2 separate regions of the Homo sapiens genome follow, and region 2 is linked to region 1. A link is an interaction called in ENCODE POLR2A ChIA-PET data of the cell type or tissue named here. Cell type or tissue: MCF 10A. All regions are shown on one strand. Each heading gives the region's core, and the rest is flanking DNA. Links, peaks and the distances in the headings are about the cores only. Region 1 has its middle 35 kb from the start of MIR2909. Region 2 overlaps AATF (apoptosis antagonizing transcription factor).

Region 1 (10,606 bases), core at 1,813-9,812:
GCTTGAACCCGGGAGGTGGAGGTTGTAGTGAGCTGAGATCACGCCACTGCACTCCAGCCTGGGTGACAGAGCAAGACTTCATCTTGAAAAAAAAAAAAAAAAAAAAGAAATAATACTGGTCCTTCTCAAACTCTCTTAGAAAACAGAAGGAACACTTTCCAACTCATTCTACAAGGCCAGTATTATCTGATACCAAAGCCAAAGACATCACAAGAAAACTACAGGCCAGTATCCCTTGTGAACACAGGATGCAAAAATCCTTAGCAAATATTAACTAACTGGGCCAGGTACAGTGGCGTGCATGTAGTCCCAGCTATTTGGGCAGCTGAGGCAGGAGGACTGTTTGAGCCCAGGATTTTGAGGCTGTAGTATGCCATGAGCATATCCTTAAATAGCCACTGCACCCCAGCCTGGGCAACGTGGCAAGACTCCATCTCTTTAAAAAAAGAATTAGCAAACTGAATACAGCAAGACACACCCACACTTTTTTTTTTTTTTTTTTGAGATGAGGTTCTCACTCTGTCATCCAGGCTGGAGTGCAGTGGCATGATCACAGCTCACTGCAACCTCCACCCCCAGGTTCAAACAATCCTCCCACTTAAGCCTCCCACCATCTGGGTGCGCACCACCACACCCAGCTAATTTTTGTATTTTTCAGTAGATATGGGGTTTCACCATGTTGGTCAGGCTGGTCTCGAACTCCTGACCTCAAGTGATCCACCCATCTTGGCCTCTCAAAGTGCTGGGATTATAGGCGTGAGCCACTGTGCCTATCCTAGCAATATATAAGTATATAAGTATATATATATTTATATTATATATAAATTTTATTTCTTCTAAAAAAAAAAAACAGGATACGTGTGCAGAATGTGCAGGTTTGTTACATAGGTATACCTGTGCCATGGTGGTTTGCTGCACCTATTGACCTGCCCTCTAAATTCCCTCCTCTCGACCCCCTCCACCTCCCAGCAGGCCCTGGTGTGTGTCGTTCCCCTGGGTCCATGTGTTCTCATTGTTCAACTCCCACTTATGAGTGAGAACATGTGGTGTTTGATTTCCTGTTCCTGGGTTAGTTTGCTGAGGATGATGGTTTCCAGCTTCATCCACGTCCCTGCAAAGGACATAATCTCATTCCTTCTTATGGCTGCATAGTATTCCATGCAACATTTTTTGTTTTTTAGTTTCACAACTTTAATCCCAGCACTATGGGAGGCTGAGGAGGGAGGATTGCTCAAGCCCAGGACTTCGAGACCAGCCTGGGCAACATAGTGAGACCCTGTCTCTACAAAAAAAATTGTAAAAAGTAGCCAGGTGTGGGCCAGGCATGATGGCTCATGCCTGTAATTCCAGCATTTTGGGAGGCCCAGGCAGGCAGAACACATGAGGCTAGGAGTTTGAGACCAGAGGGGCCAATATGTTGAAACCCTGTCTCTACCAAAAAATACAAAAATTAGCTGGGCGTGGAGCCACATGCCCGTAGTCTCAGCTACTTGGGAGACTGAAGCAGGAGAATCACTTGAACCTGGGAGGCAGAGGTTGCAGTGAGCCAAGATCATGCCACCACACTCCAGCCTGGGCAACAGAGCAAGACTGTCTCAAAAAAAAAAAAAGAAAAGAAAATTAGCCAGGTGTGGTGGCACACACATGTGGTCCTAGCTACCCAAGAGGCTAAGGTGGGAGGATCGCTTGAGCTCGGGAAGTTGAGGCTGCAGTGAGCCATGATCGCACCACTGCATTCCACCCAAGAGACCCTGTCTCAAAAGAAAAAAAAGTATTCACCATAGCTAGGTGGGATTTGTCCCATGAGTACAAAGTTAGTTTAACACCCAGAAATCAATTAATGTAGCACACCATCTTAATAGAGTAAAAGACAAAAACCACATGACCCTCTCGGTAGACACATAAAAAGCATTTGGAAATACAATACCCATTCCAGATAAAAATTATCAACAAACTATCAATAGAAAGAAATCTCCGCCGGGCGCAGTGCTCATGCCTGTAATCCCAGCACTTTGAGAGGCCGAGGCGGGTGGATCAGTTGAGGTCAGGAGTTTGAAACCAGCCTGGCCAACATGGCAAAACCCCGTCTCTACTAAAAGTAAATACAAAAAAATTAGCCGGGTGTGGTGGCACGTGCCTGTAATGCCAGCTGCTTGAGAGGCAGAGGCAGGAGAATTGCTTGAACCTGGGAGGCAGAGGTTGCGGTGAGCGGAGATTGTGCCACCACACTCCAGCCTGGGCGACGTGAGACACTGTCTCAAAAAAAATAGAAATAAATTTCCAAAACCTGAGAAAGGGCGTCTGTGAAAAACCTCAAGTAACTTCATGTTTGATGGTGAAAGACTGAATGCTTTTCTCTCTAAGATGGAACAAGGCAAAAATATCTGCTCTTGCTACTTCTCAGCATTGCACTGGAGGTGCTGGCCAATGCAATAGGCTACACGAAAATTAAAGGTTTATAGATTGGAAAGAAGAGATTAAAACTCATTATTCACAAATGGCATGATCCTATATGAGGAATCCATTTTTAAAAACTAGAACTAATAAATGCATTCAGCAAAGTCACTGGCTACAATATTAATTTAAAAACTCAATAATAGTATTTTTGTACACTAGCAAGAAGAAATCTAAAAATGAAATTAAAATAATTTCATTGACAATAGCATCAAAACCAATAAAATACATAGGAATAATTTTGCAAAAGAAATAGACATGTACCCTGAAATTATAAAACACTGCTGAGAGAAATTAAATAAAAACAATTGAAGAGATATTCCATGTTCATGGATTAGAAGACTCAATGTTGTTGGGATGGTAGTTCTCCCCAAATTGATCTATAGAGTCAGTGTAATCCCATCAAAATTCCAGCAGACATTTTTCTAGAGATTAACAAATTTAGGCCGGGAACAGTGGCTCATGCGTGTAATCCCAGCACTTTGAGAGTCTGAGGCGGGAGTATCACTTGAGCCCAGAAGTTCAGCATCAGCCTGGCCAAAATAAGGAGATCCTGTCTCTACAAAAAATAAAAAAAATTAGCTGGGTGTGGTGGCATGTGCCTGCAGTCCCAGCTACTCAGGAGGCTGAGGTGGGAGGATGGCTTGAGCTCAGGAGGTTGAGGTTGCAGTGAGCTGTGATTACACCACTGCACTCCAGCCTGGGTGAAAGAGAAAGATCCTGTCTCAGGCAGAAAAAAAAAAAAAAGAAGAAGAAGAAGGAAAAGCTAAATAAATTAACAAACGTATCCTAATTTTTTTTTTTTTTTTTTGAGATGGAGACTCACTCTGTCGCCCAGGCTGGAGTGCAGTGGTGCGATCTTGGCTCACTGCAACCTCTGCCTCCTGGGTTCAAGCAATTCTCCTGCCTCAGCCTCCTGAGTAGCTGGGACTACAGGCGCCTGCCACCACGCCCGGCTAATTTTTGTATTTTTTTAGTAGAGACGGGGTTTCACCGTGTTCGCCAGGCTGGTCTCGATCTCCTGACCTTGTGATCCAACCACCTTGGCCTCCCAAAGTGCTGGGATTACAGGCGTGAGCCACTGCGCCCGGCCATGTATCCTAAAATTTATATGGAAATGCAAAGGACCCAGAATACTCTAAACAATTTTGATAAAAATTTGGAAGACTTAAACTACCTGATTTTAAAATGTTCACAGATATAAACACAAGCAAATAGAATGGAATATAATTGACAGTCTTGAAATAAATCCTAGCATTTAGGGTCAATTGATTTTCCACAAAGGAGTCAAGACAATTCAATGGCGGAAAGGCTAGCCTTTTCAACAAATGGTGCCAAGACGTTCGGATATCCATACACAAAGTTATATTTTTAGACTCTTACACCATGGACAAAAATTTACCCCAAATATATTACAGACTTAAATATATAAGCTACAACTATAAAACATCCACAAGAAGACATGTAGGAGAAAATTTTTGTGACCTTGGATTTGGAAAAGATTTCTTAGATATGACATAATCCATAAAAGAAAAAAAGAAATTGATAAATTAGGCTTCATCAAAATTAAAACCTTTTGTGCTCCAGAAGACACCATTAAGAAAATGAAGACGGCCGGGTGCGGTGGCTCACGCCTGTAATCCCAGCTCTTTGGGAGGTCAAGGCGGGTGGATCACGAGATCAAGAGATCAAGACCATCCTGGCCAACATGGTGAAACCCGGTCTCTACTAAAAATACAAAATTAGTTGGGTGTGGTGGCGGAGGCCTGTAGTCCCAGCTACTTGGGACACTGAGGCAGGAGAATAGCTTGAACCCGGGAGGTGGAGACTGCAGTGAGCTGAGATCGTGCCACTGCACTCCAGCCTGGCAACAGAGCGAGACTCCATCTCAAAAAAAAAAAAAAAAAAAAAAAAAAAGAAAGAAAGAAAAAAGAAAATGAAGACAAGCCAGAGACTGGGAAAAAATATTTGCAGACCATATATCTGATAAGGGACTTGAATCCAGGATATATAAAGAATCCTTACAAGGCAACAAGGCAATTCAATTTAAATTAGGCCAAAAGATGTGAATAGATGTCTCACCAAAGAAGATGATACATGAATAATGAACACACGAGAAGATGTTCAACATCATTCGTCACTAGGGAAACAAATTAAAGCCACAATGGGAGTCCACTATTTGCCAGAAAGGCTATAATTGGAAGACAGACAATTACAAGTGTTGGCACGGATGTGGAGAAACCGGAGCCCGCACACTTTGCTGGTGTAAATATAAAGTGATACAGGTACTTTGGAAAACAGTTTAACAACTTCTGAAAAAGCTAAACATAAGCTTTCATTCTCAGCAATTCCATGCCTAGGTATCTGCCCAAGGGAAATGAAAACATCTTTCACAAAGGCTTGTGATTGCTCCTATCAGCTTCATATATAATCGCCCAAATCTGGAAACAATCCAAATGTTCATGAATAGGCACGTGGATAAACAAAATGTGGTATATCTACACAATGGAAGACTAGTCAGCAATCAAAAGGAATGTACTGATATATGCTACAATAAAGATATAAACACCTCATGCCAAGCGAAAGAAGCCAGACACAAACACTCCAGATTGTATGATTCTTTTTAAATGAAATGTTCAGAAAAGAAGGCAAATTACCTGGGGCTGGGAGCAGGGAGTTCCGGCAAAGCTAGAGGAACTTGTGGGGTGATAAGAATGTCCTAAACATGGGCCGTGTTAGTGGCAGCACAACTCCACAGATGTAGCAAAAACCATGGAATTGTACATTTACAACAGGTGAGTTTTATGGTATGTAAATTCTACCTCAATAACAACACTGTAGAAAAAAAATGGAGACTGGGCATGGTGGCTCATGCCTATAATCTCAGCACTTTGGGAGGCCAAAGCGGGTGGATCACCTGAGGTCAGGAGTTGGAGACCAGCCTGGGCAACATGGCAAAACTCTGTCTCTACTAAAAATACAAAAATTAGCTGGGCGTGGTGGCGTACACCTGTAATCCTGGCTTCTCAGGAGGTTGAGGCAGGAGAATCGCTTGAACTAGGGAGGTGGAGGTTGCAGTGAGCAGAAATCATACCACTGCACTCCAGCCTGGGTGACGGAGCGAGACTGTCTCAAATAATAACAACCACCACCATCACGGGGTAGAGGCTACACAGACCTTACCCCGCAGCCTGCCCTCCTGCCCTGCAGCTGTTTCCACAAACGCCTCCTCCTCCTTCCATCCCCAGCTGCTCTAGCTGCTTGCCAGTTTCTTTTCAGCTCCAGCCTGGCTGGTTCAATGGTCACCCTCCTATCTGTCCTCACACGGGACCCAGCCCCTCCTCAGGATCAGCAGCTGCGGCCATCAGCTGTCCTCGCCCAGCTCCTCCAGAACAGCTTGTTAAAAGGGATCCACCTGGGGCTGAGTTCCTCCAGTTGGTCCCGGTGAGCTCTCACGTAAGAGTAATGAAGTTTAAACTTCTCTTTAGCAGCTAAGCACGGAAATTGACCCTGGCACCTTGCTAAGCTAATCGAGTTACAAAACGAATCCTTTAGGATCAAATTCATTACAACAGCCGCATCTATGACCCATTTTATTATAACCTTTTCTCAAAATCTGCTCTGGTCCGCCACCCTCTGATCTTGCCCAACCAAGCCCTAGTTAGCCTGTGTCTGAGGACGCCTGGCGGGCCCGGCGGGATGCTGTGGAAGGTGAGGGCTTCCAGTCACCTGTAAGCAACCTCGGTCGTACGTGCCCAAGGCTCAACTCCTGCAATCTATTTCTGTGACCTCAGGTCCCAGCAGAGCTCTGATTTCAAGCCACAGCCCTGGCCCAGGCCCAGACTGTGTTTATGACTCAGCATCCAATAGGCATGTAAACAAGATTACATCACAGATTTTCCCTGGCCCATACCTCCCGGTCCAGACTCTGGCTGAAGAGGGACATTGGAGCTTGGCCCTCAAGGAGCTAGCTCCACAGAGTCACCGCCAGCCATGAGGGAACTTGTCACCTAGCCCTCCTCTCACCTGCACAGGCTCAAATCAACCAGGAGCAGGGCTCCCAATGGGTGAGCTTTATGCAAACACCCGGGGTGGGGTTCCTGGCCACCAACCTCTGCACGTGGTGCTGCCTGGAGGGAAGGTTCCGGGACTCTGGAATGGACTTCTGCCCAGTAGGAGTGGCGAACTTGTGGCTCTCACGGCTTTGCGTTATTTGTTACAGATACACCTCCACTACTTTACACACTATTAGAAAGTTGAGTACCCCAAATCACTTTTAGGCACATGCAGAAATGCAATTTTAGGAGGCAGAAACTACTCAACTCCAGCAATGCATCTAGACTCTACCCTAAAATATCTGCATATTAAACTACCAAGGACAGTTAAGCTTTCAAAGGGAGAAGATCAAAGTGCTGTCATCTTTTAATTTAATCCTTTTGTTGCATCAATGATCTTAAGAGGGATGAGAGAGATCAAAATAAAAATGGAAACAAACTGTATCTTTGTGGCTGTTGTGTTTTAGTCTTTTTTTTTTTTCTCAATTTGGGCCACAAAATAGGTCAGCTCCATTACTGATCAGCCTTCCCACAAATATTTAAAACAAATTGAATTGCATACCCAATACCCATCACAATTACACCAGGCACAATAACTAAATTAGCAATTCAACAAAATAATTGGAAATGCGATTCTCTCTATTCCACCAGTCTCCCTCGAGGGTTGAGCGGATCTATGGGGGAAAGCTCAGCTTTCCTAATTCTGCAGCTAATTAGAGACACACTTGTAAATGAAGTTGTTTGTCTTAAAGTTGAAATTCTCTTCTGGGGGTGGGGGAGAGGCAAGGAGAGATGAGAAAGTCCTTCCGCTCCGGAGCAAGTGTATATAAACAGGTATAAAAACCCGTGCCATACCTGCAATTAATAAAGCATCACTATTTTACCTTCACTTATCTGGTAATGGACGACTTTGGAAGAACCAGCCTGGTTGACAGCCTCGTAAGCGGCGCACATTTCTGATGGCACTTGCGACCAGTCACTGTGGGCTGCCGTTTTGGGAGGGGGCGGAAGTGCCAGGACAGCAGGAGCGGTCAGTGGTGGCCAGTGTGTGCTGCCGGCTCCCACGTGGCCCCCCTCGGTTTGGGACAGGAGAACCAAAGGCTCACCCTAAAAGGAAGCAAGGCAGAGAGAGGCTCCCCCGCCCAACAGACCCTCCCCTCCTGTGGACCGCCGTCAGCAGCCGAACGTGGGCCCCCCTGGCTCGGGCCACCCCACCAGCCAGAGTTGCAAATCTACCTCGGCCCACTTGCTCAGGCCACTCTTGGAGAAGCAATCCTGAGGTTTCAATTAGGCTGTCCTTGGCCTCTTTTTGTTCCTTCAGGAAGGAAAATCTCTGTTTAATTATATACCCAAGAACTAGGACTTAAAGCCGGCCCCTCTCATCCTTCTCCTGGAGGATGGAGACGTGATCCGAAAATGCAAACTCTCCCCAGGGCTCCAGAGGCTTGAGGAGCCTGTCACGGGGGCTTACTTCCCAGGCCAGGCCCCTCTCCCTGCCCTGCCCGGCAGGAGCCTCCCGGACACACACACCTGCGGCCCGAGCACTCCCGGGAACAAAGCCCTGGCCTTACCAGCAAGGTGAGCAGATGAAACGGTGGCCCCACAGCCCGGGGAAGCCTCCAATTCCAAGATCCTCGTGGAACATCACGGCACCTCGGTGGGGGGTGCGGAGGGACAGGAGCCTGCGAAAACGCTGATAAGTGAATTCAAAGCACCTGCTCCTTTTTGCTTATCTCCTCAAACAATATGAACTCAGAGTTATCACATTTAAAGTGCTCTGTATTTGCCTTACATTTAGCTCTTAAAACCAAGTGTAGTGTGCTACAACTTTAAAGGACACAAGAGTCAAACTGGAAAATAATTTTATGGCATCAGGGATTCAGCTCCGAGCTCAGTCCCTCAGGAGGAGATGAGACTGAGTCAGCCTCCCGGGCTCCCCGGACCACCCTGGACACCAAGGCAGAAAACCGCCCACTTCCCCACGCCCTCCACCTACCCCAGGTCTCAGGGCCAAGAAATCAGTGGAGACAGGTCACACCACCAGCCCCAGCTCAGGTCTAGAACAGGGCCTTCCACCCAGCCTGCTGGGGTGGGCACAGGTGTGTGAAGACACTGAGACCCTCAGCCCGGGTACAGCTGGAGCTCCTGCCACCCCAGCTGCTGACCATTTGCCTCATCTTTAACTTTAGCACTCGCAGTGCCTTGCAAAATGTTGGAAAATAGTCATACAGATCTGAACTAATACATTAGCTGCTAGCCATCCTGCAAGTGCACACGTGGCTGGTGGCTACCATGCGGGATAGCACAGAACAGCCGGATTACATTCCCATCATCCTAGAAAGTTCTATCGGACAGCTCTGGTCTAGATGCTCCGGACCACTCCTAGAATTAGAACAGGCATCCCCTGAAGCCCCCAGGCCTCCCCACAGGAGAAAGGACGGTGCTGGCCATGCAGGCAAAGGAACCAAAACTTGAGTCACACTTGCTGGGGAAAGGCAGAAATTGCAGAGCAGCAGGCTAATTGCTTTGTGCTCTGTACCAGCACACCTGCATACTAATGCATCTGCGTTCCCGCAGGCGGTCTCTCAGAGCCAGACTTTGAAGGCCCAGGATGTAAGGGGCCTTGAGCACCCGGGCTATCACCCTCCCTTGAGGCTGCGCTTTCACCTTGGAGAGCCAGAACCTTGGGAAAGTAAGTGATGCTAAACCTGAAAATGCATCCAGAGCCTGAGCTTCCAGGAGTTCCAGCCAAGATTAAGAGCAACTGCAGCGGGGGCAGCAGTTTTTGATGAGACCCAAGTCTAGAGAACCCTATGGAAGAAAAGAGGAGGTCAACAGAAACCACCTAGAGACTGGGTCACCTGCCAAAAGAGCCCCTTGCTAAGCCTCCCCCAGTGCCTGTCACACAGTAGGAGGTCAAGAAATACCTGAAGGAATGGACTTGAACAGCATTCTCACACCGCACTAACCCCCGTCTGCGATGCTGCTTTTACTTAGAAACAGCGGCTTCAGAATGGGAAAGTCCTTAGCAGCCATGAACTGACCCTCAGATCACTAATAAGGACCCCGAGGGAAGTGACTTCCTCAAGGTCAGACCCCAGCAGACTTGATTTCTAGTCCACGATTCTCTCCATGACTCCAGCCTTCAATCACACGTGTCCTCTACTCAAACATCACACAAGCCAAAGCCAGCACTAGCAATGTGTTCTTAAGTCCCTCTTAGAACCTGGTAGCACGGGAGGGGCAGATCGCAGAAAAGAGAAGCGGCCAGCTGCCGGTGCCAGGAACCTGCCTGCCCAGCACACATGGAGCTCATTTCCAACCCAGTCGTAGAGAGGCAGATGTGGGGGAGGGGTGAGCAGGAGTCTTCATGTGTTACCGTCCGGATGCCTATTGAGATCCTTATATTCTTTTTCTACCCGATCAGTGATGTGCAGCTGTTGCTTTTTTTTTTTTCCACGTTCTTTAAAATTTTCTTTCCTGAGAACATGGTGTCCTTGACCTCAACAAATGAACTCCAAGAACCCGGAACCAGGGGAAATAAATGGAGTAAACTTCTCAGGAATATAAATGCAGTTGAGGCAACGATCCTATTGGCAGACCCCACATGATGGGCAAGAAAGGCACCGTAAAGGAAATCTATAGATCTACGAGAAAAACAAAAGTTAGATAAGGTGCACTCAGGCTGCATTTACAACCTTCCTCCCATCCACACACGAGGAGCGGATAATGAGGACTTCATCGATAGAACTGTTGGACAAATTGAATCCACACGAATCAGCAGGGTGATGTGCAGCCTGGACTTGAGAGAATTAGTTAATGAACTTACCAAATTTCTGGCAATTATTTTTTAAATGTTATGAAGAAAGAGAAAAGAAAGTAAAAGAAGTAAACTTAAAAGGAGAATGGTTCTCTTCATGAAGGCAAGCTTTATTTAATTTCTAGTACAATGCCCCGATACACATGCACATACATACATTTATTATTATTTTTTGAGATAGGGTCTCACTCTGTTGCCCAGGCTGGAGTGCAGTGGCACAATCATGCTCACTGTAGCCCTGACCTCCTGGGCTCAAGTGATCCTCCCACCTCAGCCT
Region 2 (10,606 bases), core at 906-8,905, 93 kb after region 1:
TTCAGTAGAGGATAAATGTAAACAGTACTTTACTGGGGGTTAGGGGCCCTGTATTTCAACTGACACTGTCACTAACTAGTCATGTTATGCTGAATGGACCAATTTAATCTCTTTGAGTCTCAATTTTCTCGTTTATAAAATGTGGACAAGCCTTTGCTTGTCCTTACAAAATAAGGTAAAAATAGTAACTGTGTTATTATATATTAAGGCATTTTAGAATTTTTTTAATGCTGTAAAAATAGAAGGCATATTACTATCAAAAATCATATTTCACATGGTAAAAATCTTAAGCTCTGCTTGTACTAGGATTGGACAGTATTCACAGACTCCTATATTAGGTATTCATTTATATGCTACCCATATGCAAGCATTCTATATATAAAATGTCACCAATCTAAAAACCATTTTCACCTAACAGCTTTATTTTTTTCCCTGATTCATCTAGGCTGTCCAACATAAACAAAACTGTAAGCGAGGAATAAGTTTGGGCATGGACACACAGTTCATTAATTAGATTATAAACCAGTAAGTACAATTTCTGGCAATGGCGTGAAGCGAGAACAGGAAGAGTGAGTGTATAAAGTAAATAAAGCTTATCAGTTTTTAAATATCTATACAGTTGTTTTTAAATAAATACGCAAACATTACAATTATTTATGTACAAGTACACATAAACTCCCCCATTCATATTACCCCAGATAAATACATTGAATTGGAATTTACAGATTACAAGAGCATTTTTTTCTCCTTCAAAAGTAACTCTAGAACTAGAGCTAAACTATAGGTCAAAATGACACACGATATATTGGCCTGAGAACAATACTTTTCATTCAAATCCACACAAGCCTGCCACTTGCACTAGTCATCCCCAGCAATTAATCCCCCAAGAAAGACGTTTGATTAAATCTTTTCAAGCAAATCCTTTGCTTTGCTTTTGTTAGTTCACTTCTTGTCAACATCTATTAAAATATGCCTTTAATTCTCCCACAATCTTAAAAAACACCGATTCCACTGTCTTCAACTTTAATCAACTGTATGGCCGGCATTTTTCATTTCATAATAATGTGCTGCTTGGAATTCAAGAGGCAGGCTCAGCATCAATCATCTGGTAAGAATTTTTCCACTGCAATAAATATGCAAATGAGGAGAGCCAGTCAGTCGTATTTCAGGCCCGACTTGCTAGTGTTTTAAAAAAGACACAAATTTATTAATTGCCGGTGGCCAGAGGAATCCTATTACTTTGGGCATTGATTACAAAGCTGTGTGAGTGATTATTGTGCAACTCGCGGGCTACCCAGGCATGAGGAAAAATTATTAAAGCAAGGCAGAGATTATCAACTCAGAATAACAATAAGCCTTAACATTTAGGCCCTAACTTCTTCAACAAAGAATTGCGTGAAGGCTCCACTGTATCATAATTCCGAATTCTGTCAGTATTACTGTTTGGGCTTGTTCTATATTCCCCAAGCAGAATGGCGTTACCAGTAAGACAGAGGACTGCAGGTTACAAATTCCTCAACATCAACCATTTGGATAAGTTGCTATCATTTCCAACATATGGCCAACTAGAATTTCTAGATATCCAAGTGTATATACACATATACAGGTATATGTGTATATATATTCAGATTTAGATAAATGTGTGTGCTATTATGAGGACCATGGTTTTAACTGGAATAGTGTGAGGACTTCTGTCCCAGTTTGTTGGTGAGCTCTGCGGACTAAAAGTAGAATTTTTTTTTTATGGTACAAAATAACCACAAGGAGAACTTTTCAAAGCAGAATGTAGAGACTTATATTCTAAAATCATGAAGGCTAAGCCAAAAGCAGACGTGGGTTTTCATATCTCAGAGGGCACCACAGTAGAAGGCGTGCGATCTATGCAGGAGTGTATGGAGGAAACAACTTGATAGGCTAATTCTGAATGCAAAGTGTTTTTGTGAGAAACGTTCAACTCAAGATATATTAAATCAAATAAGAAAGAGGATTCAGTGGACAAAACTTATTTTTTTCTTTTAAGAGAATGATGTGGGGAATTGGGGGAGTAAGTACAAGTTGAAATAAGGGAATGCTGAAGAGACATATGATAAAATATATGTTGGGTGAGTCTCCTCATAGAAAGAAACAAAAAGAAAAAAAAATTCTTACCATTTTACATTACTGCCACACTAAGTAACATGATAGATAGTGTGCATTTGAGTTCTGTGGAGGGACATCCCACTCAAGCTGTAATTTCTGACCAGGCATGAATTTATAAGGAAGGGAAAAGAACTGCAGAATTTCTTAGGTTTCCCTGAATACTCTCTCAAATACCTTGATGAAGTATGTCAATAAATCCTTAAAAAGCCCTATAGGACACAGCAATCTAGCTGATCAATGTACTTCCTGAAATCTACTACAGTTACCTTCCACTTCACAGTTCCTAGACAACCTGCATCGCTACTGAGCACTTTGCCAAAAAGGAAAATTTACTCTCCCCCTTTAAACAGAAAAGAGTAAATGTTCAGAATATGAGATACTTAAAAACCAAGTTTATTTACAAGTACTGTAATTGTTTAAACTGTCTTACAGTAGTTACTCAGGGAGAGTGCGGATACTTTCATTTTTATTTGATATACTTTTGAACTGTTTGAATATTTTATAAGCATATATTACTTTTACAATTTAAAATTTTATTAAAATTTAAAATAAACTGTGAAGAAAGGAAACTTATTAAAAATAAAATTAGAACCACAATCCAAGTAACCCCTCTGATTTTTAAGAAGTCTCACTCTTTCATATTATAACGTCTTTAAAAAAAAAAACAGCCTCTGCTGTGGTGAAACTGTCTCTAAGCAAATGCCCAAATTCTCTCTATAGTATGGGTCTGGAAAAAACTGATGAAAATGGAGATTCAGAAAATACCTTTCTAAAACAGGGATTCCATGCAGAATTAATCACTCCTCTCTCAGGATTCTTCATATCGTTACAACACTTAACCATTTTGTGCTGTGTCTGATTTCACCACCTTAAAGCTGCTTCAGGGCAGCTTCAGCCTGTCATCCAGCATCCAACACATCACCTGGGCCATAAAAGGTATGCTACAAATGTTTTCTTCATTTAGAGAGATGTTGCCTAAGTCGCATGGCAGAATATGATCACACTACCACTTCCAAATCTAAATGCTGACAAACAAAATGTAGACTACATACTTCCTAACTTTAATATCAACTATGTATCTTCAACAAACTGACCTTTTGTTAAGCAAGTAGTCAAACAACATTTTCTTTATTTTAATATACCAACTATAAGATAATCGGGCTACTCCCGATTATCTTAGAGTGTCTCAAAACCATTTTGCCAGACAGAAATTTAAAAACAAAAACAATTAACAACTTTTGCTAGGCACATTACAATGCATTCTCCTGAAAATTTAGTAATTACCATCGCTTAAATTGAAACACTGAGACTCAGAAAATAAAAGATTGTTTTAATTGTGTTTCTTTTAATACTAGTAAGACTAAGGTTTGTTTATTCTCCAACTCAAAATGAAACACTTTGAGAGGTTGTGTTTACGTAAAAACACTTAAATGATGCTTTAAAAGCAGCTTCACCTTACTATGAGCTCCTTGAGAGCAGAAACTGTAAACTACTCACTTGGGTATGTTTGGTGTTGGCAAATGGTATTGAATGAATAACTGAAAAAGAAATAATAACATCCTAATATCTTCCTTGGTATGTACTTTTTACATGTGCATTTCAAGTCTTCAAAGAACTAGCTGTATGTATAGTACTGTCTTTATTCACCTAATCCTTTCAAGAAGAGGAAAACAAATACTGTGGCCCAAGAGCTATATCCTTAAAAGATTGTACCATCACTATTCAGATTAATAGTTAATACTCAGTAAGGACCTGCTAAGTACCACACACTCGCCTAAGCACTTTATATGTACTAATTCATTTAAGTCCTCTAACAATCCTTTGAGGTAGATACTATTATTGCATCACCATTTTACAGATACAGAAATTGAAACACTACTATAAGCTTAAAAAACAATTGCACAGTTTTCATTTTCTAGATCAATGTACCCTTGAGGGTTATGTATCAAAACTATCTGGGAAACAGAGTGTAATGAAATTTTCAATTACTAAAAAAATGACAAAACTTCCCTCCCCAATACCATCACATGATAAAAAACACAAGTGAGATTCTGTTAAAATGTCATGTCCAAACTTGATTCCCACACTTGAAAAAACAGTGGAGACACTAAAGGAAGCCCACATCACATGGATGGAAAGCAGGTCCAGTAAGGCAAGATAAAGCAATACTTGCTGAATTTGAAAGAAGAATGTTAACAAATGGATTAATAGTCTCCAAAATTCAAAAGCCCATGTACATCAGAGAAGATGCTTAGCTTTACTAATAAAAATAATTTTTTAAAGAAAAACTTAAAACAGTGGGATATTTTTCTGATAATGCTTGATGCTGGCAAAAACGTGCCGAAAGGGGCACTCTGCGTACACAACTGATGAGTTTAGTTAGCATGACATAGCCAGAAAGCAATCTGGCAAAACGTATCAAAGTTTTATATATGCCTAGCTCCTGACCTACTGTTCTTCTAGAAACTAACCCTCAGGAAATACTTTTAAAGCAAAGAGGTAGGTACAAAAATGTTATTTGCAGCATTGTTTATAATAGGTAGAAACTGCAAACATCTTAAGTGTCCATTTATAGGGGACTACTTAATTTTAGTTTAGCCAGGTAACTTTTTGTGCAGCTGTTGAAAAGGATTAGTATAAAATGGAACTTGGCTTAAGTAAACCAAACTATAAAAAACTTTTTGGGATAAACGAAGTAAAGTGAATATGAAGTACGCATACAGTATTAGGAATATTAATTTAGTTAGGTGAGATGACAATGTTACTAAGAAACATCCTCATTTTTTAGAGCTATAAACAGAAATATTTAGAGGCAAATGGCATGATTGTAATTTACTTTAAAACGCTTCAAAAAGAAAAAAAAGCAAATATAACAAACATTAATTTTAACGAAAAAAAAGACCTGCAGGCATTGACATGGGAAGATGTAAAGCATAATTTCATTTATGTTTTGAAAAAAGTTTATATTGACACAAAGTATCTGGAAGTCAGATAAATTATTTAAAATGGTTATCTCTAGAGGACACTTTTACGAGTGGGAAAAATAATACTTTCACAATCTACGTTACATATTTCACTAAGTATTGTTGGGCAGGAAGAAACAGACTCAGTACTGTCTGAAAGAAAATAACATCTCACAACAAACAAGTTTTACTTTTATTATTTTTTAAGGCAATTAAGATTAAACTTCAACAATACAAAGAGGTCTTCTGAGGTAGATATAATTCCAGAAAACCAAACAAGAAGAAACAGATTAAAGCAAAAAAAAGGAGAATTAGAGTGGCATTAAGGTTGACTGACAAGAAGATCATCTATCCCTAGAACCAGTTCAAAATTTTCCCTGTTTGATTCACAAAAGAAATAGCAAGGACCAATAAATGTAAGGGAGCAAAAATGTTTATCTTCATTAAACATTGGGAAATGTAAATTAAAATAACAGATACCATTTCCCAGATACCACTTGTCAAAGTGACAAAGATGAAACAAAATTATTGTATCCGATGTTGACAAGGATAAGGAAAACTGACACTCATATAAAAAGGTGAGCATGTACAAATACAACTTTTCTGGAAGGCAACTTGGCCATATAGATAAAAAGCCTTAAAATTTTGCATATTCTTAGAAAATATACTAATTCCACATTTAGAGATTTATGCAACAAAGTAAGTATGCATATGAGTAAAGATTTACTAATAATGATGTTTACTACATCATTTATAAAAATGAAAACCTGGAAACAATCCAAATGTCCAACAATAAAGAACTGGTTAAACTATCCACACAATGGAAACTCTATGCTATCATTAAAAATAATGCTATAGAACAATATTTAATGACAAGGAAAAATATTCATAATTTCTGTTAAGTAGAAAGAAATGGACTGCAAAACAAATTACAGAATAGAGTCCCATTTTTGTTCTAAGTACATAGCCACTGAGAAGAAAAACCTAGAAAAGATATTTACCATGTACCAAAATATTAAAAATACTTAACTCTTAGCTGCTAGGATTAGGGAAGAAATATTTCCTTAATTTTGCTTGGCTATTTTCTGTCTTTTCCTTTTTTTTTTTTTGAGATGGACTCTCGCTCTGTCGCCCAGGCTGGAGTGCAGTGGCACGATTTTGGCTCACTGCAACCTCCACCTCCCAGGTTCAAGCGATTCTTCTGCCTCAGCCTCCCGAGGCAGGGATTACAGGCGTATGCCACCACGCCCAGCTAATTTCTGTATTTTTAGTAGAGACAGGGTTTCACCACGTTGGCCAGGCTGGTCTTGAACTCTTAACCTCTAGTGATCCACCTGCCTCGGCCTCCCAAAGGTCTGGGATTATAGGCGTAAGCCACCGTCCCCAGCCTGCTTGGCTATTTTCTAAATTTTATATAAGGAATACATATTGTATTTTTATAATTTATCATGAGAAAAAAACATTATTTATCACCTAAAAAATGGTCTTACCTGCCTAAAGGAGAAGGAACTAGATCAGCTGACCCCCTGAAAGTCTAACTCTTAGTGAATGAAACAGTATCCAGGAAATAGCATCTTTAGAAAAACTGAAGGACATGTCTACTTCTTGTGCTCTAAGCCTTCTGTTCTATAACAAATTCATCTCCATATTTCTCCTGCCTTCATTGCTTTAAGCTGTGACATTTATTCCATATCTATGTTTCTTCATACTCTCTTTGAAAAGGGGAGAAAACCCTCAGATGAAAAGAGTTAAGTTAAACCATATGCATAGTGAGTGGGCAGTGTGGCCAAGAGCAACGTTTGTGAGGCACAGCAGACCTCAGTTTCTACACTGGCTTTGCCTCTCACCAATTGTGTGACTGTGTTGTACACAGTCCTTTAAAAAAAGGATAAATCCTTTAAAATCCTTTAAAAAAAGGATTTACTTTCTACTTTTTCACCATAGCCCCCTCTTTTGAATAATTTGTTCCTATTTTGGTACAATGTATCCTTAAGGAGTTTCAATGAGTTGTGAAATAATTGTTACTCACAAGCAAAAAGAAAGGAAAAAAGAAAGAAAGAAGAAAAGAAAAAGCAGGATTAACTGCAATTGCCCTTACAACTGAGAAACTTGCATCTTGCACTTTCACCATGTAAATAATGCACAGATCCTGCGGGAACATGCCAAACACCAAGATTCTTAATTAATGGAGCTCTTTAATGTGCAAATCAGGAACAAATTGCAAGTTCTGACTTGCATTGATTATGAAAACATTAATTGAATGAGCAAGACCCTAAAAAAGACAGAATCCCGAGTCTTCCAAGAGACAGAAAGAATACAAAGCTCTGGAAACCAGACAAGTCTGACCAATGTCTAAAATGTAAACCTAAAACTGAGTGTTCTCACTAGTAAACAATGAATTAAAAAACAAGAAACAAACAAAAAACCCCAACAGTTTCATCAGACAGCAATCATGATAAATGCATCTATTACACTATCATCTTGCATTAGGAAAAAAAAAAAAAAATGTTTACTCCAGAAGCTTACAGACACTGCTTTAAGAGGGGGAAAAAAACACTTTCTATACACACACACTTACATGTATATAGGTGTAACAAAACAATGCTGTCTCTTTAAAAAAAAATTCATCCTATATAAATTATAGCCATAAACTTTTCCTGCAGTGCAGCCTAATTAATTCTTGTTCTATACACAAAGGGAAATGCTGGGTGACAAATGGGTGTGAAGCCAGAAAGCTGCCAGGTCTGCAAAACATTTTCTACTTCAATTTATAAGCAATTTTGCAGTAAATCATCAACCAGAACCTGGAATCTCAGGAATCTCTGAGTGTCCAAACCACATTATATCACTTATCAAAGAGAGAAGGAAAAAGAGTTTAAAGACATCTCATTTTTCAGTTCTAACCCACATCAAAATCTAGAAGCTCTGTGTAATCTATTATTCTCTTCTGGGTAAGGTTTCAGTACCAAGGATATATATTTCAAGCAAAAATGACACTATAGGTTGATGTGGCCCATTCCTCTATCCCTAGAAGTACTGTATCATGTATCCATTACCATAAGAAATATTCCCAGAGTTATCTGGGAATAAGCACACATATACCCCCTCCCTCAATCCAAGCAAAACGTACACAACAATCAAGCCAGGCTGAAGGGTTCAACAGAGAGCCACTGTGGAAAACAGGTGGAAAATACTCCAAGGAAACAAGATTAGTGGAGAGGAAAATAGAAACTCATAGAAAACAAAGAAGAAAGCTGGGCTGCCTCTTTGCACTCGGACCTTTCTCCCATTCCTAATCCATGGTAGCCACTGATCTGTCCCAATAATTTTACCTTTTCCAGAATGTCATATAAATGGAATTTCCAAGTATAAAATCTTTTGAGGCTGGCATATTTCACTTAGTATAATACCCTTGAGGTTCATCCACGTTTTTGCATGTATCAATAGTTTATTCCTTTTTATTGCTGACTAATGTACAATTTGTTGCACATTTGGACATTTGGGCTGTTTCCAGTTTTTGGTGATTATAAATAATGCTGCTATGAACGTGCATGTACAAGACTTTGTGTGAATGTATGTCTTCATTTTTCTAGGGCAGATATCTAAGACAGAGACTACTGGATCAGGCTCGTATGATGAATATATGTTTAGCTTTATTTAAAAACTGCCAGACTGTTTTTCCAAAGTGGCTGTACTATTTTGCATTCCCATCAGCAATGTATGAAAGCTCCAGTTGCTCTACATTCTTCCCAGCACTTGGTGTTGTCAGGTGTGTATTTGTGTTTGGCCTAATAGGTATGTAGAGGTATCTCCTTGTGGTTTTAATTTGCATCTTGCTAAACATTAATGATTAAGTTAAATCTCTTTTCATGTGCTTATTTGCTATCATATATTGTCTTTGGTAAAGTGTCCAATCTTTTGCCCATTTTTTTTTGAATGGGTATTTTTTATTGTTGAGTTTTGAGAGTTCTTTATACACTCTGGACACAAGCTGATTGTTAATTATGTGATCTGCAAACATTTCCTCTTGGTCTATAGCTTATCTTTTCATTATTTTAACATATCTTTCACAGAGCAAAAGATTTTAATTCTGATTTGGCCCAATTATCAATTTGTTCTTTTATGGATTCTGTTTTTGATATTGTATTTAAAAACTCTTTGCCTAACCCAATGACATAGAGTTTTCTCCCATATGTTTTTCAAAACACTTTATGATTTATATTTAAGTTAATATAAATTGACTGTCTTGTGTTAATTTTTATATCAAGTATGAGGTACAGGTTGAAGTTTTTTTTTTGCAAATGAGTGCACAATTGTCCCAGCACCATTTGTTGAAAAGACTATCCAGGCCGGGAATGGTGGCTCATGCCTGTAATCTCAGCACTTTGGGAGGCCGAGGCAGGAGGGCAGGAGTTCGAGACCAGCCTGGGAAACGTAACAAGACCTCATCTCTAAGAAAAATAAAGAAAATTTAGCAGGCCATGATGGCATACACCTGCAGTCCCAGCTACTCAGGAGGTTAGGGTGGGAAGACTGCATGAGCCAGGAGCTCAGTGCTGCAGTGAGCCATGATCGTCACTGCATTTCAGCCTCCACAAAAGAGGAAGACACTGTCTCTTAAAAAAAAAAAAAAAAAGAAAAAAGAAAGAAAGAAACTATCCATTCTCCACTGACTTGACTGACTTGACTTTGCACCTTTAAAAGTCAACTGCCCATTATTTGTATGAATTTGTTTCAGAACTCTCTATTCTATTCCACTGATTAAGGTAACTTTTTTAAAAAGTAACTTTTAAAAGGAGTAAACCCACAAAAGAAAGGCAAAGAATGAGAGACAGGATAGCAACTCAGTTCTGTAACCTACCTATACAATTATTAGAATGTTTAAAATTAAGAACATACCAAATGTTCTGAGGAAGTGGAGCAACTAGAAATCTCATACACTGCTGGTGGGACTGCAAAATGGTATAACCACTTTGGAAAATAGCTTGGCAGTTTCCGAAGTTAAACATGCATTTACCATGCGACTCAGCCATTCTATTCTTAGCTACCCAAGAGAAATGAAAGTCTATGTCCATATAAAAACATCTATACAAATGTTTGTAGCAGATTTATTTGTAATAGCCAAAAACTGGAAACAAAACAAATTGTGGTATATCCATACAATGGGATACTACTCAGCAACAAAAGGCAATGAACTACTGACACAAGAAAAAATATGGAGGATGCTCAAAATAATTATGCTGAGCAAAAGCCAGACTAAAAAGGATACAAACTGTATAATTCCACTTATATAGATTTCTAGAAAATGCAAACTAACCCATAGTGACAGCAGATTTAGTGGTTGCCTAGGGACAAATAGGGAAGGCCAGGAGGGAAAGATTATAAAGAGGCTGAGGAAACTTCTGGGGATGAGGAATATGTTCATTATCTTGACTGGTGATGGTTTCCCGGGTGTATATAAATGTCAAATTACACACTGGACATATGGGCAATTTATTATGTCA

Evidence for each region. ChIA-PET counts read pairs that join two places held together with the same protein. Peaks named below come from ENCODE experiments on the same cell type or tissue, not always from the same donor. Only the 100,000 strongest peaks of a DNase experiment are listed, where the experiment ranks them.
Region 2: POLR2A ChIA-PET joins it to region 1 with 10 read pairs; 3 of 35 experiments call an interaction of 5 or more read pairs at or near these places.

What each region holds. Positions count from the first base shown.
Region 1 is chr17:37,063,602-37,074,207 of GRCh38, reverse strand. No RefSeq gene overlaps it. Among named protein-coding and RNA genes, the nearest start is that of MIR2909, 35 kb to the right of the region's middle. RefSeq lists enhancers at 8,052-8,606, 9,162-9,717. In MCF 10A, for the core only: no CTCF peak of the experiment used is centred there; a DNase peak (open chromatin) is centred at 6,307.
Region 2 is chr17:36,969,674-36,980,279 of GRCh38, reverse strand. All of the region lies in intron 4 of AATF (apoptosis antagonizing transcription factor), which reads right to left. Among named protein-coding and RNA genes, the nearest start is that of AATF, 26 kb to the right of the region's middle. RefSeq lists an enhancer at 7,635-8,230. In MCF 10A, for the core only: no CTCF peak of the experiment used is centred there; no DNase peak of the experiment used is centred there.